Linked DNA regions of Homo sapiens: region 1 is linked to region 2. Evidence: chromatin loops called from intact Hi-C (ENCODE). Cell type or tissue: PC-3. All regions are shown on one strand. Each heading gives the region's core, and the rest is flanking DNA. Links, peaks and the distances in the headings are about the cores only.

Evidence for each region. Hi-C counts contacts between places; a loop is a spot of excess contacts. Peaks named below come from ENCODE experiments on the same cell type or tissue, not always from the same donor. Only the 100,000 strongest peaks of a DNase experiment are listed, where the experiment ranks them.
Region 1: it touches region 2 in a loop (4-fold over the local background); 14 of 110 quality-filtered maps call a loop at or near these places.

Annotation. Positions count from the first base shown.
Region 1 is chr12:32,773,655-32,779,036 of GRCh38, reverse strand. No RefSeq gene overlaps it. Among named protein-coding and RNA genes, the nearest start is that of YARS2, 20 kb to the right of the region's middle. RefSeq lists a silencer at 4,996-5,196. In PC-3, for the core only: no CTCF peak of the experiment used is centred there; a DNase peak (open chromatin) is centred at 2,606; H3K27ac peaks cover 1,416 bases.
Region 2 is chr12:32,916,748-32,922,129 of GRCh38, reverse strand. No RefSeq gene overlaps it. Among named protein-coding and RNA genes, the nearest start is that of PKP2, 23 kb to the right of the region's middle. In PC-3, for the core only: CTCF peaks have their summits at 2,572 and 2,773 (motif pointing right); DNase peaks (open chromatin) are centred at 1,479, 2,449, 4,789 and 4,889; H3K27ac peaks cover 3,777 bases.

The DNA of each region.
Region 1 (5,382 bases), core at 151-5,150, 140 kb after region 2:
TGTGATTCCATTTAAAGTTCAAAAACAAAACTACAAAAATTAATAGTACATACTTTTGTAGGTTTGGAAAGCTATAAAGGTGCAGAAGGAGCAGGATTGAAAATTTTTTATAAAAAACCTCTAAAGAGTTGCCAGTAAAAATTAACACCAAACCTAGGTCAGCAGTTACCTCTACTGGGGAGATTTGTGGGGGGCTTCCAAGGTATTGAAAATGGTCTGCTGCTTACACATAAATTACAAGTTCTCTAGTGTGATATATGTTATGTTTTAAAAGCATAAAACTAATTTTATCTTCTAAATAAATTACATATATTTAAGTTATACAACCTGATGTTATGGGATACATACAAATAGTAAAATGGTTACTACAGTGAAGCAAATTAACATATCCATCATCTCACATAGTTTCCCAATTTTTTGTTTTGTGGCAAGAGCAGCTAGAATCTACTTGTTTAGCAGGAATCCCAAATACAGCACAGTTTAGTTCCCTATAGACTTCATGTGGGACAGTAGCTCTCTAGACTTATTCATCCCATACATCTGCTACTTTGTAAGCTCTGACTGCATTTCCATAGTGTGCCATTAAAGATCCTCTAGAACAGAGGTCTGAAACACACAGCCCAGCTCCTGGGAGTGTTGGCAGCACCAGCTCTCAGCTGAGTCTCTCTCAGGGACTACCTTTTGGCTGAAAAGAGCCACAGCCCAAGGTGGGCGTGGTGGCTCATGCCTACAATCCCAGCACTTTGGGAGGCCAAGGTGGACGGATCACCTGAGGTGGGGAGTTCGAGACCAGCCTGACCAACATAGAGAAACCCCATCTCTACGAAAAATACAAAATTAGCCAGGTGTGGTGGCAGGCGCCTGTAATCCCAGCTACTTGGGAGTCTGAGGCAGGAGAATTGCTTGAACCTGGGAGGCGGAGGTTGGATCAAGCTGAGATTGCACCACTGCACTCCAGCCTGGGCGAGAGAGCGAGACTCCATCTCAAAAAAACAAAACAAAACAAAGCCGCAGCCCAAGGGCATGTCCTCTTCCTGGAGAAAGCCCATATACACAGACTGGTGAAAATATAAAGGTTCAGCCCTTGACCCCCAGTAGGATACACATGTGATGACATAAACTTGCAAAATATTAGAATACTTAGGGTTGACTAAATGCCAGCTAGATATCACTGAAAACAGATGTCATTCTACACAGCACGTTCTCAAAAGTGCATACTGTCAAGAACCTCTTGCTGAGATGTTTTTCATCAGCGGTCTCTTACAGTAACAAATATGTTTTAACATTTTAGAATACAAAAATCCATGATGGAATTTTCAGTTTTATATGTATATGAGGATTTGAGGCATTCTTTCCTAAATGGAATTAAAACAAAATAAAATATACAAGCCTAAAGTTTAGTTTTTAAAGAAATATTACCAATGCAAATGATACAACCTCAGTTTGTTATGACCAGGCTGCTGGTTAAGGGCTGATATTTAGAGGCAAGGAATTAAAAAGTCAAAGGGAAAGGACAACTGGAGTGTGATACCAGCATTTATCTTTCAGTCTTGTTTGAAAATCAGGTGGGACCTTCCCAGCTGTGTTAAATAGAAGATACCACCCTTTGGTCAGTTCTGCTTAACAAGATGAGCTCTGAGGGGGACTCTTAATTTATGCAACAAACGGGGAATTTTGAGAGAGGTGGAAAGCCTCTATTTTGGCTGAGAGTGGAAAAGAGTACAGAAATTATCTGAAGGCTGCTGGGTTTCGAAATGTAAACCCTCACTATCGTTTTGTCTCCTTCCTTCAATCTTTATGAATAACAATGTTCATTCAGACGTGAACTCTGGAAACCTACCCACCCAGAATTTCTAGAAACTCCATTGACTCGGGAATTTATCTGGCGAAATTTTCCCTCTCTAAAAATGGCAGTAAGGGGCCAGGCATGGTGGCTAACACCTGTAATCCTAGCACTTTAGGAGGCCGAGGCAGGTGGATCACCTGGAGGCCAGGAGTTCAAGACTAGCCTGGCCAACATGGTGAAACACCGTCTCTACAAAAAATACAAAAATTAGCCACCACCCTCAGTCCGCTAACTAGAGCCACATGAACTTGTCACATTTCTCCAGAACTTTTATGCAAGTCCTTTCATAATTCTATGTCTTTGCTCATGCAGAGCTGTTCACCTGAAATATATTTTCCCCCATTTCTTCACCTGGCAAACTTCCTTTCATCCCTCAAGATGTAAATCAAAAGAAATTTTTGTGATGTCTCGGATACCCCAAGCAGAGTTGGTTGTTCAAATTGTTTTAAAGTTCTAAGGTCCAGCTACTTAACCGTTCACTGTCTGTTTCCCCTGCTGAGCAATAAGTGGATTGAAGTTAGTATTGGTGTCTTGGTCATCTGTGGACACTCAGCTTCTCAAGCAAGGCTGGGCACAGAATAGGCACTCCATAAATGTTAATCATTGAATAGGCGAATCAATGAAGACACAATCCTTGTATTTTGAAATAAATATTTCCTCTGCAATCTATACTGTGCACGGCCTTCTACTTTCCTCCTTCTCTTCCTGCCTAGTTATCACTTAAAGATGTATGGAATGTTTAATACCTCAAGCCAGGCCTTGGGAAAACAATGAGTCCTTTACTCTTTCCTGGTAGCATCCCTTGAGTCGGCTGCTCCATTCAACTTAACCTCCTTTACCAATATGATTTCTCATTGTTTCCACACTTTAAAGTGTGACTAGTACTTTTGCCCATCGTAAAGCAGGGGTAGTGTTATTTTTAATGTCTTAATTTACTAGAAGTATCCTTTGGCCCTTGTTCCCCACGTCTTACCCACATTTTTTTTTTCGATAAGGACTCTCAGGTTGGCCTTTCTCTGCCTTTCTCTGACTCCCAGGACCTTTCTCCTGTGCCAGGGTGCCATGGCACATTGTAAAATTCTACACAGAGGAAGAGCACAAGCATTAAACCAAGTCTCTTAAACATATGTGTATATCTCTTGCACTAAAACCACCTAAATCCTTTAGGGAATATGGGCAAAGCAATGGGGTAAATGCAGTCACTCATTATAAACAAACACAGCTAAATCAATGCAAGAAAAGACCTCATAGATACACGTATATGAGACAGTGCAGAAGCTAAAAACTTAGAATTTGAAGCCAACCAAATCTAGGTTCAGATCCCAGCCCTCCCATGTAACATCTGAGTTGCCTCAACTTCATCATCTGTAAATTGGTACTAAAATTATACCTATGTCATAAATACATTATACCTGCCAGTTTCTAGCATCATGGTCTCAGGTCATCACCTATTAAATGAAACATTTTGGCCAGAAGATCAGCACATTTCTTCCAGCTCTAAATTATCCTGTGATTTTGTTACTGTATATGTTCCTCTGTTTCTTCTCTTCATTCCCTCCTTAGATTTATAAAAGAAAGGGAATTAACTATCATTGTTTATGACCAGTCTTTTAGTTTTGCCACTGATTCACAGTTCCCTTTCCCTAAACTCTAAATTCCCATGGGCACGTACACGAGTACTAGTGATAGCCCAACAACATCTCTCAAAGCTGCTAAACTGCTTTCTTTTGGATAGGGGTATTCCTAGATCAAAGATTAGGTTGAATATTGTTTTCAGTATTTCAGAAACACTGGTTTCTAGTCTTCCAGGTGATAAAGCATCAGACAAGAGAATTGTGACTATCTTCAGCAATGGTTTAAACCCCACAAGAAAACTGTGATTACTTCTAGGTTATTCTCCTTAAAAATGTGGGTATTTTTGAAGAGAACTCAAAATAGAATCAAACAGTTGGGAAAACCCATCTAAAAACTTTTATTTTTTTTTTTTTAGACAGAGTCTCGCTCTGTCACCAGGCAGGAGTGCAGTGGCGTGATCTTGGCTCACTGCAACCTCCACCTCCTGGGTTCAAGCGATTCCCCTGCCTCAGCCTCCCAAGTAGCTGGGACTACAGGTGTCCACCACCACGCCCAGCTAGTTTTTTTGTATTTTAGTAGAGACGGGGTTTCACCGTGTTAGCCAAGATGGTCTCGATCTCCTGACCTCGTGATCTACCCACCTCGGCCTCCCAAAGTGCTGGGATTACAGGTGTGAGCCACCATGCCCGGCCCATCTAAAAACTTTTTAAAAACTAGGATCGGCCAGGTGCAGTGGCTCATGCCTGTAATCTCAGCACTTTGGGAGGCCAAGGCAGGCAGATCACCTGAGGTCAGGAGTTCAAGACCAGCCTGGCCAACATGATGAAACCCCATCTCTACTAAAAATACAAAACTTAGGCTGGGTGCGGTGGCTCACGCCTGTAATCCCAGCACTTTGGGAGGCCAAGGCGGGCGGATCATGAGGTCAGAAGATCGAGGCCATCCTGGCTAACACGGTGAAACTCCGTCTCTATGAAAAATATAAAAAATTAGCCGGGCGTGGTGGCGGGTGCGTGTAGTCACAGCTACTCGGGAGGCTGAGGCAGGAGAATGGTGTGAACCTGGGAGGCGGAGCTTGCAGTGAGCCAAGATCGTGCCACTGCACTCCAGCCTGGGTGACAGAGCGAGACTCAGTCTCAAAAATTAAAAAAAATGAAAAAATAAAAATACGAAACTTAGCTAGGCATGGTGGCGCATGCCTGTAGTCCCAGCTATTCAGGAGGCTGAGGCAGGAGAATCACTTGAGCCCAGGAGGCAGAGGTTACAGTGAGCCAAGATTGTGGCACTGCACTGCAGCCTGAGTGACAAGAACAAAACTCCATCTCAAAAAAAAAAAAAAAAAGCTAGAATTATTAAGCTTAGTAAGAAGAAGTGGCAGAAGGCAAACTTAATAATGGTCTTCAGACCTAAAAGCTTTTTGCAAAAGAATAATAACAAACAGTTTTGAATCTCTCTTGGGTGCAGAACAAGAAAATTCCTTTTGTGATTGCTTGACACTGCTTGCAAATGCACTCACTACTTTTCCTTATGGCCGTTTCCACAAAATATCCTCATTTCCTTGTATCTAGTTTTCTTGGTCTTTAACTAACATTTATTGCCTTTTAAATGTAGGTATATTCGTTATGAAAGAGCAGTTTCTAATCTGCTTCCTCTTACACTGCTATAAAATCCAAAGCGAATGATAAGAAATATGGGTGTGTGAGCTTTTTGCTGGGCTGTCTGCCGAAAGTCTGCATTTTCACAGCCAGCAGGGCCCTAAGTTAAAGGTCGTTGTTAGGAGGAGAGCTGAGACCAGAACATCCCATAGGAGTCCTTCCCTCTTGTCTACTGAGAGGATTGACTGGGCCATTCCCTAACCAGGAGTTTAAAAACGTGTCCACCTTTTTACTCAGCATCATGAAGAGGAAGAGTCCACACACCTCTCATATGGGAAGAGAAGAAAAAGGAATGCTTCCCCTTCA
Region 2 (5,382 bases), core at 209-5,208:
TTTTCTTGACAACTTCCGTTTATTGCTGAAGAAAATATCAAGCCGTCCACAATGTGCTCCCAGTCTACCCTTGCTGCTTTCTCTCATGTTTAGTGGGTGCTTAAGAAACACTCGTGGGTCATGGGGGTAGAGGGGGTAGGAGTACAATGGCTTGGCAAAAGGACAGTCATTACTGGCTATGATATAAATTTTTATGCTCCAGTCTATAATCCAAGAATATGTCATTTTGTTCAATCCACTTTAGCATCTAATTGGGTAAAAGTGAAAACTCAGTCCTCTTATTTGGGGCTTTTAAACAATGTCTTAGGGATTTATAAAGTTCCCAGAGTTTCAGAGTTAGGAACACTCAGTTTAAGGCAAAGCCAGGTATTCTTTCCTCATTTTGGAACTGTTTCTTACTCAGAAGCTAAAGAAAAATATTCATTAATCCCTACCAGTTTTTCACATACTAATGTGAAATGCAGAGGCATTTTAGATTGATGCCTCATCACTTAGTCATTCATAAATGTTAGAACATTCAGCTCAAAAATAGATAAAGTTCTCGCCCTGTTTATTATTTCTGATCATTCCATTGTCTACAGCAGCAAGTCCACGGCCCACCAGATCAGCTGACTGCTGTTTTTAGTGTCTATACAAATTTTTCTCTTCACAGTTTTCTAAAATGTATCTGCCAACCAATGGTGACATAAAATTAGTAAGCATTAAGGAAATAAACTGAGGACTAGTTATTTCCCCCATATAGAAGGTGGTAAAAGCTACGATTTAAAATGAAGGGCCACGCGCAGTGGCTCATGCCTGTAATCCCAGAACTTTGGAAGGCCCAGGCAGGTGGATCACCTGAAGTCAGGAGTTTGAGACCAGCCTGGCCAACATGGTAAAACCCTGTTTTTACAAAAATATTTTTAAAAATTAGCCGGGTGTGGTGGCACATGCTTGTAATCCCAGCTACTTGGGAGGCTGAGGCAGGAGCATCACTTGAACCCGGGAGGCGGTGGTTGCAGTGAGTCGAGATTGCACCACTGCACTCCAGCTTGGGCGTCAAGAATGAAACTCTGTCTCAAAAATAAAATAAAATAAAACATTTCATTTTATGTTCAGATTGTAGAAGCATAGGACAGATATAATGAATAAAAGGTAAGTAAAATGACATTTGAGAAACACGAGGAGGAAAAGCAACCAACATTTCTCGGGCATTGAGGAATATGTCCTGTAGTTCCCACACTAGCCTGTGATTAGTGGCTAATCTAGCTGCATTGTCTTCAGCAGAGTGTCCTTAACCAAATCTGTTGGTTCCACCTACACAATGATGGTCCCTGGAACCAACGGTAATCCCATTTCCTCTGTGCGCTTTTCTTTATAATTGATTGTTCTTCCTCTGCATAACTACATATACTTCTCTTGTCTACATGTCCGTTAATAGCCTAACTTCCTCTTCTCTTTTGTTTGTAATTTGGGTGTGTCCATGTTACTTAGCAAATGTATTTCTTAAAAGTTTGTATATCAAATATTTATGAACTTAGTCATAGTATAAATGTACTGGTGAAATTGCCGTTTAAAGACATCTTTGATGAATGCTATTATAAGGTAAAAATCCTGAAAGTAGGCCTGGCACGGTGGTTCACGCCTATAATCCTAGCACTTTAGGAGGCCGAGGCAGGTGGATCACCTGAAGTCAGGAGTTCAAGACCAGCCTGGGCAACATGGTGAACCCCGTCTCTACAAAAAAAACAAAAATTAGCTGGGCGTGGTGGCAGGCACCTGTAATCCCAGTTACTCAGGAGGCCGAGGCAGGAGAATCATTTGAACCCGGGAGGCGGAGTTTGCTGTGAGCCAAGATCACATCATTACACTCCAGCCTGGGCTGGAGTCATGAAGGAAGAGGCCCCATGAATGAGATTAGTGCCCTCATAAAAGAGACTCCAGGCCAGGCATGGTGGCTCACACCTGTAATCCTAGCACTTTGGGAGGCTAAGGCAGGAGGACTGCTTGAGATCAGAAGTTCCAGACCAACCCGGCCAACATAGTGAGACCCCATCTCTATTTTTTCAAAAATAATTAAAAACCAAAAAATTACAATTAACAGAAAGGAGACAACAGATAACTCATGGCCCTATCTGCCCTGTCTGTGAGGAAGCAGGCCCTCACCAGACACCAGTCCTTTGATTTTGGACTTCCCAGCTCCAGAACTGCGAGAAATAAATTGCTTTTCCTTATAAGCCACCCAGTCTATAGTAATTTGTTATAGCAGCCCAAACTAAGACACGAACTTTCCAAACCTACTTTTACTTTTTTTTTTCCTAAGCAAGACATCTTAAGCATTGTTATTCTTTGGATACCTAAGTTTTAGCTCACCGCAGATGGTTATGAAGGGAGTCTCGACCTTCATCACAGACTCATTGAGTTTTCTTGGCATCAGTCTGCAGCATTCTTACTTTTAAGTTCACAGTACTCTCTTTTTATGAGTCATATAACTTTAAATGCACTGACAGTTTCATCATCATTATCATAGTTTTAGCATGTAGAGTTTAGTTTAGGCTCTCTTTGAATTCACTGAAACCACCTGGTCCTAGAAACAACTAAACAAAGGTGTTTATATTGGAAGCACTCAAAAAGATCAAATGTCAGGGTCAAATCCTGTTTGTTGTTTTCTTCATTCTTTTAGCATTTCTGGTGAATGAGGTATGCAAGAACTGAAGAATACATGCTCTAACTGATGGGAAAGAGAAAGAAGGCAAACGACATCTTATTTCAGTCATTTAAAAATCACAAAGTTTCAAATGAAAAGGAGAATCCCCTAAAACCACCACTTGGTGTCACTGCTGTAGCTCAGCCCCCACTTCAGAGGAGAAAAGAAGCCGGTGCCCTCCTAAATCAGTCGCAGGAAAAGAAAAACAAGGGGAATAATGTTATATATTTTCATGGATTTTTTAAAAGGTAATCTTTTATTTTATTTTCTTTTATTTTATTTATTTATTTTATTTTGACTGAGTCTTGCTCTATCACCCAGGCTGGAGTGCAGGGGCGCAATCTCAGCTCACTGCAACCTCTGCCTCCTGGGTCCTGCCTCAGCCTCCTGAGCAGCTGGGATTACAGGCAACCGCCACCACGCCCGGCTGATTTTTGTATTTTTAGTGGAGACAGGGTTTTGCCATGTTGGTCAGGCTGGTCTAGAACTCCTGACCTCAGGTGATCCTCCGGCCTCGGCCTCCCAAAATGCTGGGATTACAGGCATGAGCCACCACACCCGGCTTCAATTTTAAATTGGGTTATTCCATCATGTTTCTTTTTCTTGCTCTGTAGAGAGAGGAGAATTACAAGAAGGGGCTGAACAGATACTACTGGACACAGGCAAACATTTAGGGCCCATTTCTGCCATTCTCAAATGTAGATTTGCATCAAAATTCATCTAAGGATCTTTTTAAACACACAGATCACTGGATTCCACCCTGGAACTAAGAATCAGAGTCACTGGGGTGGGGTACAGGCATTTATATTTTTATAAGTTTCTCAAAGTGATTCTGAATATTAGTGAGGTTGAGAAATCTCTGTTCTACTTTGCCCTACATCTCTCTTAATTTATAATATTAGAGAATGAAAGCTGACCTCTCTGATTCTATAAAACCCAACAATTTTATATTTTCACATCCTCACATGTCACTCAAAATGAAGTTTTGGATGTACACTATCCTTCACTCATCCCTTCTTTCTTTCACCTTCTTTTCTTCATGTCACCTCTTTATTTTTCTCTTCCTTAATTATTATATAGTGTATACTCGCTTCATAACAATAATTATATATTATGCTTTACTTACATGTCTATTTTCTAACTGAAGGAAAACTGAGCTGGCCTCACATCCCTTTGTTATTTGATTCTCTCTTCTATGATGAGCACTATCTTAGTTGCTCATCAGCAGCATTATTCCTCATTAAAAAACAAAAAACATCCTTTGTTGGCCAATTATATGCCTGATTCTATATAAAACATTTCACATACACATATTTTTTCACAAAACTCTATGTGGATAGTACCATTAACACACCTTTACAGATGAAGAAATTTAAGCCAAAATAATGCCACTCCACCCTTAATTAACTCAGTCTTAAAGTCTGAAATACTAATGCAAATACCTTGTCTGGTTTTCACTCTCTCCTCTAGATGCTGCTTTGTCTCACTAGAACTATCACCTTGCTGCTGACCAATTAATTGTCCAGTGTGCAGACTTCAAGGAAAATTAGACTAAAAGTTAAATATAAAAAGCTCTATATAATGGCCGGGTGCAGTGGGTCACACCTGTAATCCCAGCATTTTAGGAGGCCGAGTGGGTGATCACTTGAGGTCAGGAGTTCAAGACCAGCCTGGCCAACATGGTGAAACCCCATCTCTACCAAAAAATACAAAAATTTGCTGGGCATGGTGGTGTGCACCTGTAGTCCCAGCTACTTGGGAGCCTGAGGCACAAGAATTGCTTGAACCCTAGAAGCCGAAGTTGCAGTGAGCTGAGATCATGCCACGCCACTACTCCAGTCTGGGCAATAGAGTGATACCCTGTTTCCAAAAAAAAAAAAAAAAAAAAAAAAAAAAGCTCTATGTAATGACATAAGATGCAATCTTCTTGATGAGTAGTATTGTTTTTGGTTGCTAGGGAAGAAAAGCCAGGGGCAAACCACAGAACTGTAAGCCAACTGCCCTTTAATAATCCAATAAACTTAAGATATTTCACAATATTTTGCTGGGAGTGAGGGACAGAACAACCTGTACATTGGACAAAGAACCCAATAAGTGACCCCCACCTTTGGATAATAAATTGAAGGTGTTGAAGTTGATGTATTTTTGTTTGATAAATCTTGTAGTCTTTCAATAACAGTACATTTTAGCTCTTCTGTAGGAAATGTCAACAATCTCAAATTTCTTGCCTGCTTTCAGACTTCAAAGGAGATGGGTGACTAAAAACAGACTCACCCAACCAATCATTTATGTAAGAAATACTGATTTGATTTTAGCACACTGCCTAATTCTGCCTTCTTCCTGACACAACAACTGGGAAGAATATCAAAGCAAAAATTGCATTGCTAAGTCTGATAATAGCCAAAATAATGATTATACTAGCACCAGATACTCGAAACACTGCCAACAGAAAGAAAACAGATATTGTTCATTTTGCTTACTTGAGTAAAACCGAAAAAGAAATTCTGAATCCCTGCCGAGTGCTAGGGCCTATATCTGGTGATCATCCAGCTGTGATTTTTTTTTAATTGAGGTGACATTTATATAACATAAAATTAACAGTCTTAATTCAATGGCATAATTACACTCACAGTGTTGTACAACCACCACATCTAACTAGTTCCTAACTGTTTTTTATCACCCCAAAAGGAAACCCT